3 separate regions of the Homo sapiens genome follow, and all the other regions are linked to region 1. The links are chromatin loops, found by intact Hi-C in ENCODE. Cell type or tissue: heart left ventricle. All regions are shown on one strand.

Region 1 (2,500 bases):
ATTCCATTGAAATGAGCAAGAGGCAGCTACAATATTCACTTTACAGATGAATAACCTGAGGCTCCAAAAGGTTAAGCAGTTTTCCAAGGTCACGTTAGGCCAATTCCACATAACTGCAATTACCTGGGCAGTGCAGGCAAAAAGCAACAAACACAGAGCATAGAAGGCTTTTGCTTAAATAGAGGTACAGTACCTGCATCACTAACGAAAAACAAGGACTGGGTCAGATTTATCCAAATAAGCTGGCCTATATGCCCAGATGATTGACAATTTTCTATTCTACTTGCAACTGGAAACAGCTAGGCAGAGAGAGAACAGGAATGAGGTCACAGATCTGCTATTTATAGGATACCAGCCACCACACTCAGCTGCTTTTCAGTTAAGGTGAATATTGAATGTAATTTTCTTTCTCCAACTCCATACAGAGGAACTACTTTCAGAAAAGGAAATTATAGAATTTAATAATATTTCTTGTGACATGGTGATTTGCTTTGTGACAGTCTGCACAACTTTTACCACATATTCATCTGGGCTTATTGACCATAAATAAAAATGCAGTCACATTCTTTCTCTTACTCCATGGATTTTTTTTAAAAATAAAGCAATAAAGATTCCATGGGCTTTTTCTTTCCCTCCCACCTACAAGCTATTCATTGAATTTGCAAAGTTATAACAAAACAGAACGCCAGTCTGGACAAGGAAAGCACAACATAGCCATTTATGAGGTAAAGAATCTAAAGCCACCTGATTTGCCTGTTTGGCTGCAAGAGTTAATTCCTATGAAAAATACACTTCCTCCCATTTCCTTTGGCTGAGGCTTGTGAAGGCTGCAGACAGTGAGCGGGGGAGGGCCCGAAGCCTCTGGTCTTTTGATGTAGATATTGATGCATGACACTAGCCCCTGCGCTAAATATCAAGTTTTCTTTCTCTTCAGCATTCCTCCTAAATGGTGAAAAGGGATTCCTTTAGCCCAAATGCACAGAGAGTAGTCCTAGTTGCAGATAAAAATGGCTTGTGTTTTCTGTGACTCACCAATCATAACCAAAACTAAAACAGCAAGCTGACACAGAAAGGTTCGAGTGACGTTCGAGATTATAAATAAAAGGCAAAGAAACAAGAGAGGAACCTGCCTATGGAGTGTCTCCAATCTTTTAATTCAGAAGGGACTGAGGAAGATGAGGGGCTGAGAACTCTTTACCTTTCCTCCAGGGAAAAGACTCTTTACCAACCACCCAGGAGCGCTGGGCTTCCCAGGCAGCCTGGTGCTGCTGCAGCTGAGGCTGATCTGGTCCCAGGGCCCTGTAGCTGGTGCCTATGTTGACCAGATCAGGGATCTTCACTCTGGCGTGTGAGTAGCAATCCCCTAAACTAATCTCATACAGCATGCAGATGCCCAGGTGCTACCCAAACTGGCATTGATTTGGTCAGTTTGAAGTGGGTCTCAGGAATCTGCATTTTAACCAGAATCTCAAATAGACCTAGGACCATACTTGGAGGCTGAAAAATTTATTGATAATGCCACCTGGAGGGCATTTCCAGAACTGCTTACACATCCAGCATGCCAGAGCACCACCTGAAACCTTGCATTTGATGGATTTACAGATTTTTTTACAGATAGTTACATGTAAAGGCCTAAGAACAAATCTAAAAGATATCATTTAAAGACTTCTTTTTACTGGCAAAATGAGACAGAGGTTACATTTGTTTAAGCAGTCAGGGCTGCAGCTGTCAATTTGAAATTGACAATTGGTTTTATAGGGCAAGATTTGGCAAAAAAGATCAGAGACATTTTAACCCTACTATCCACTTTTTTTTTTTTAACACATAAAAGCTACTTGTGGAGAAGCATGGTGTGTGCATGTGTGTGTTTCTTCCACTGACCGGTATCTTCGTGCCTTGCCCCTCCCCCTCCACACCATATGCCAGTCTTTCTTCCCGTGCCCTCACTGTTCCCTTTGTCTCATTTGACAGCCCTCTTTGTCCTCCTTTTGCCATCATTCAGCTTATTGCCGATACAATAAAGCTCACAAAGAGGATTGCTCATTGGTGATGGTGTTGACCACTTTATGAAGAAGAGAAGAATTACTAAAACCACAACTCAATGTTTTTAACATTTGAAATATACAGAGTACATTCATATTGTGCCATTTGACTTTCAGAAAACAAACAAACAAAAAACCAAGGTAAATATAATTATGCCCAATGAAGGCTTGACATTGAGAGAGTGTTAGGGACTTGTTCAAGACCACATTTGAGTAAAGAGTAGAGCCCGAGCTTGGACCCACAAAAGTCACACTGCTCTTTACAGCTGTACCATTTAGAAGAAGGAGGACTCTTAGAACTACTCAGGTTTTTGACATGATTGAGGCGTTTCTGTTTGAAACTCAGGTTTTAAAAAACTGATTACATAAAACTACTGGACTGTAAACAGGATTCAATTTATCCTGAAGTAATTTGTCCAATGGTGTAAAGAAAAGCACTTTTTGCATTTTCCTAGAAA
Region 2 (2,500 bases), 180 kb before region 1:
TGTCATTTGGTGCAAGATAAAATATACCACAAAATGAAAGATCAACTTTTTACTCCCTTTCTATTCTTAAGCACCAACAACACAAAGTCTTGCCTTCTTTTTTCTGAGTTACCTGACCAACACATTTTGCCTTTGTCCTCCTATGATTACACACCTTTTTTATTTTTACTTATTTATTTTTTTGTAGAGATGAGGTCTCACTATGCTGAGCTGAGATAGCCTGTCCAGGCTGGTCTCAAACTCTATGGCTCAAGTAATCCTCCTGCCTCAGCTCCCCAAAGTTCTGTGATTACAAGTGTGAGCCACTATCTCCAGCCTCATTACACATCTTGATCACATTTTTTTTTCTCTCCTAGAAAACTCAATATTCCATGCCTGTTTTCTACAACCCCCAAAAAAAAAATTCCGTTCTTTCCTTGTGGCAAAGACATTCAGAAACCAACACTGTGTCACAGCTACTCCCCAGCAGTTAGAGGTTCATCTGTTGACAATTGGAAAGGGGCAAGAGAGACATCACTTAGTAGGCCTGTGTTTTTCCCGCAGTTACTGAGTTTTGTGTACCTTAAAAATGAAAATTGCATATTCTTGGCCATGGTCATGTTTTATATGTAGGAAGAAATCTGTAACAATTCAGAAGATACTAAATTTAGTGAAAGATGTGAATACATTGAAGTCTTTTGAGAACGATTGAAGCTCATTCATTTACAACAGAATGGAACATTTCTGGGGTAAGGAAGAGGCAATAGAATGCAAAACCGCACCTTTCTGAGTGTGAAATAGAAATGAATGGGAATCCCAATAGAGTTTATTCCTTAACCCCACTGTACTGGTAAATAATAGTTCATGTCCATGGTGCTCTTGATTCCCTTGAAATGGTCATTAAAATTTCTTTCTTCCCTCTGGTTCATCTCTCTCTCTTTTCCCTTCCCATCCCTTCCCTTCCCTTTCTTCCTGTCTTTAGTCATGTTTGGATTGATTTTCAGAAGGTTTAGACTGTTTCCTCACGTTGTCACCAGCTCATTACCACAGAATTACACTTCACAAACAAGAGCTGGCTGGAGAGCTAACTTGGCTTAGCTGTGCTATCTGAGGGAATTATTATTATTATTATTATTATTATTATTATTATTATTATTACTATTAGAGACGGAGTCTCGCTCTGTCATCCAGGCTGGAGTGCAGTGGCGCGATCTCAGCTCACTGCAACCTCTGCCTCCCGGGTTCAAGCGATTCCTCTGCTTCAGCTTCCCACGTAGCTGGGATTACAGGCACGTGCCACCACGCCCAGCTAATTTTTGTATTTTTAGTAGAGACGGGGTTTCACCACGTTGGCCAGGATGGTCTTGATTTCCTGACCTCGTGATCCACCTTCCTCAGCCTCCCAAAGTGCTGGGATTACAGGTATGAGCCACCGCGCCCGACCGGGAATTATTAAAAGGATAAATTTCTTTCTTTTTGAAAAGACAAGCACAGTCTGATCAGCGGGCAGGCAGCACCACTGCCTGTTCTCTTTTCAGTGCTGTCTTGTGGCCTTTGCTCCCACAGAGTCATTCACTGATGAAGTAAATAGCAGCAGTGGTGTTTTTCTGCTAGGAACCAAGATCCCCCGTGTGCTTTGCTGCAAGAACACATCCTTCACAGCTTTATTGTAATGATTTTACCATTTCTGCTGTTGTTACATGTACTAACAACTAGAAGTCTATATTTCACAATGATATTAAGCACTGAACTTTATATACACACACACACACGATAAAGAGTTATCAACACATGCTCTTTTACTGAGGAAAGCTAAATGCTTTCCTCAGTATTCCAGCTATGGAATTTTATATATATATATATATATATATATATATACACACACACACACATATATAAAATGTGTGTGTATATATATATATAATGACCATATATTCCATATATATGGAGTATACATATATATAAAATATATATGGAATATATATATATATATTCCATGATTTTTTATGTAGTGTTGTTTCCCTGATTAGATAACTTTGATTAGGCAAAAAAGTCTAAAACCAGCTAGATAAATAATAGTTTAGAGGTATACATACAACATGAAAATGCTGAAAGTAGTGAGCATTGCATATTTGGAAAATAATTCAATAAGAAATTCTTTCTGTGCATGTATTTAGCAGCACATAAAGGGAGAAAACAGAACACTTAAAAAGTTTATAAGAGTCTCATAGGTTTTTCTCTGTCTGGTAGTCTGTTTTTGACATTATTATCAGCGAACTTTTGACAAGAGACTGTGATGTCATCAGTGAATATTTAAAAACAAAAACAAAAAAACATCAGAGTCCAGCAAGTCTATTTGTCCCTCTCAGAGAATTTTGGCAGATCAGAAAATCTTTGATTTGTGAGATAGTTTTTTTCAATAAATTATCTTTGGTTACTTTCTTTGTTTTACATTTTATTGGTTTTATCAGACATGTGAAAAAATTTTCTATGTTTACCTACTAGAATCTCCCATGGGATT
Region 3 (2,500 bases), 1.0 Mb before region 1:
CACAAACAAGACACAGGACACAGGACAACTAATTGTAATGTGGTATGCTGGTTGGGATTTTAGGACAGAAAAAGGACGTTAAGGAAAATTGAGCTGTTCCACAGGTGGCCTCCACACCTCCACTTGTGTTGCTGCCATATCCATAGTGATCCCTGAGAAGTTCCAGCATATTTTGCGAATACTCAACACCAACATCAATGGGCGGTGGAAAACAGCCTTTGCCATCACTGCCATTAAGGGTGTGGGTTGAAGATATGTTCACATGGTGTTGAGGAAAGCAGACATTGACATCACCAAGAGGGCAGGAGAACTCACTGAGGATGAGGTGGAACCTGTGATCACCATTATACAAAATCTACCCCAGTACAAGATCCCAGACTGGTCCTTAAACAGACAGAAGTATATAAAGGATGGAAAATATAGCCAGGTCCTGACCAATGGTCTGGAAAACAAGGTCTGTGAAGATCTGGAGTGACTGAAGAAGATTCAGGCCAATAGAGGGCTGTGCCACTTCTGGGGCCTTCATGTCTGAGGCAAGGACGCCAAGACCACTGGCTGCAGTGGCCCTGCTGTGGGTGTGTCCAAGAAGAAATTGGCATGTGGGCCTTGTCTGTTAATAAATAATTTATATGAAAAAAAACAGGAAAACCAAGGGAATCTAAAAAAGTAATCTAAAATGAACTTTAGTTAATAATGTTGTATCAATATTGGTTCAATAACTATGACAAATGTACTATTTTAATTTCAGTTGTTAATAGGGGAAACTGAGCATAGGATATACTGGAACTCTCTATACTGTCTTTGTAAGAATTCTTTAAATCTAAATTTATTTATTAAATATCTCTGTCATAAGTTCTAGTTAAGAAACTTCAATTTAAAATTTTTGACCACTGAAAATGGAAAGGTGGAACATTGTGCTTGGGGGATATATGTCCAAGATTTCAAAAATTCTGATAGCCAACAGATTTCAAATGATTGTTATTATTTTTCTTACTTATAAAGTGGCACAGTTGATCAAGATGACTTTTATTTACTGTGACTTTCTTACAGACCCCAAATGTTTGAAGACACAACTTCTGAAGACAAAATTTTTACACACACATAGAAAAAAAATTTGGTTTCCTATATATACATCTATACTAACAGAGCATATGCACGCTTGACATTGTATTTAGTTTCTTAAAACAATTATAACTTCACATACTGGGAGATGCATTCCCTAACCTCTAGGAGGAGCTCCTTGCCAGCAATCTCCCTATAAAACACACACACAAACACTCACTCACTCACTTACTTACTCATTCTCTCCAGCCTTCACTCAAAGGTAGATGGTCACAGAGTTAACATGAGTCAAAGCTAAGGAAACAAATCACCTTTTTTACTATGGGAAGAAGCTTCCAGTGAGGGAGTAGATAGGTTCATAGTTGTTAGGTACTCTTCAAAAAGAAGTGGCAAGTTTTGTAAGTTGAACACATGTAAGGGAGCCAGAACCATCTAATTTATGAACGTATGTCTGAGGAGAGGCCACAAAGAGTTTGCAACACAGGTCCTGTTGTAATGCATAGCGTGTATGTGCTTGTGATAGGACAACTTTATATTTCTCTCAGAACGTTTTGATGACAACAGGTAGTTCATCAAATATTTGGAGTCTTAGTCATCTCTATTTTCTTTCCATAACAGTCAAGGCTAATTATTTTCTATCCAGGAACAATTGTAATACAGAATACACCTTTACATTTTAAAAAAAAAGTTAATGTAGGTGTATGAACAGAAAAGGAGTTGTTATTCATCTGTCATTTTTATAAAACTTTCCATAGCCACATTCAACACCTAAGTATAGCATATAGTCTTATTATGCATTAATTTACTTAATATTTTTCAAAATGTAGTATGTTTACATGTAACACATTTATTATTTCTGTTTTAAATGTGAACAAATATTTTCAAAGTTTCTTAGTTTTCATATCTAATACGATCAATGTTCAGAGATATTGCCCACAAAAATAAAAGTATTTTGGTCCTGAATAACAAGAATATAAAGGGATTTGAACCAAATGTTTGAGAAACGCTGTTTGAGAAATACAAGATCTTGGTAACCTGGAGGCTTTAGGGGACAATCTGGAAAGCCTTGGAGCAGAGTCTGAATTGAGTCTGCTGATTGTTTACTCTTCAGAGATCCGAGGGTTAATGGACACCTTGGAGAAAGATTTATATTGGCCCCATAAATGTGTTCCATCTTGGTATGGCCCCAAGGATCTGAGGAGAAGCTGTATATTTGAACTGGGTCTTTTCAATCATCATTCGAAGCCTTACTGTTGATTTTTTTAAAGGTAATATGCAGAAAAGAGTGTTTGGAGTTATCAATTGCTCTATTTTATACACTCATGCAGGTGTGTGAGTGAAAGAGGGAAAAAATGTATGGAAGATTATGTGAAAAAAGAAAAGATTTATATACCTGAGGGTTTTGTTTTGCTTTTTTTTTTTTTTTTGGCACAGACTG

Evidence for each region. Hi-C counts contacts between places; a loop is a spot of excess contacts. Peaks named below come from ENCODE experiments on the same cell type or tissue, not always from the same donor. Only the 100,000 strongest peaks of a DNase experiment are listed, where the experiment ranks them.
Region 2: it touches region 1 in a loop (2.5-fold over the local background); 9 of 110 quality-filtered maps call a loop at or near these places.
Region 3: a loop joins it to region 1, with 6 times the contacts of the local background. A loop is called at or near these places in 14 of 110 quality-filtered maps.

Annotation. Positions count from the first base shown.
Region 1 is chr6:139,880,881-139,883,380 of GRCh38, reverse strand. No RefSeq gene overlaps it. Among named protein-coding and RNA genes, the nearest start is that of LINC02941, 94 kb to the left of the region's middle. In heart left ventricle, a CTCF peak has its summit at 1,533 (motif pointing left); no DNase peak of the experiment used is centred here; H3K27ac peaks cover 1,334 bases.
Region 2 is chr6:140,063,614-140,066,113 of GRCh38, reverse strand. The region is part of intron 1 of LINC02941 (long intergenic non-protein coding RNA 2941); the gene reads right to left. All of the region lies in intron 2 of LOC107986652 (a long non-coding RNA gene), which reads left to right. Among named protein-coding and RNA genes, the nearest start is that of LINC02941, 89 kb to the right of the region's middle. In heart left ventricle, no CTCF peak of the experiment used is centred here; no DNase peak of the experiment used is centred here; H3K27ac peaks cover 20 bases.
Region 3 is chr6:140,920,548-140,923,047 of GRCh38, reverse strand. It overlaps the pseudogene RPS18P10. Among named protein-coding and RNA genes, the nearest start is that of MIR4465, 240 kb to the right of the region's middle. In heart left ventricle, a CTCF peak has its summit at 1,216 (motif pointing right); no DNase peak of the experiment used is centred here.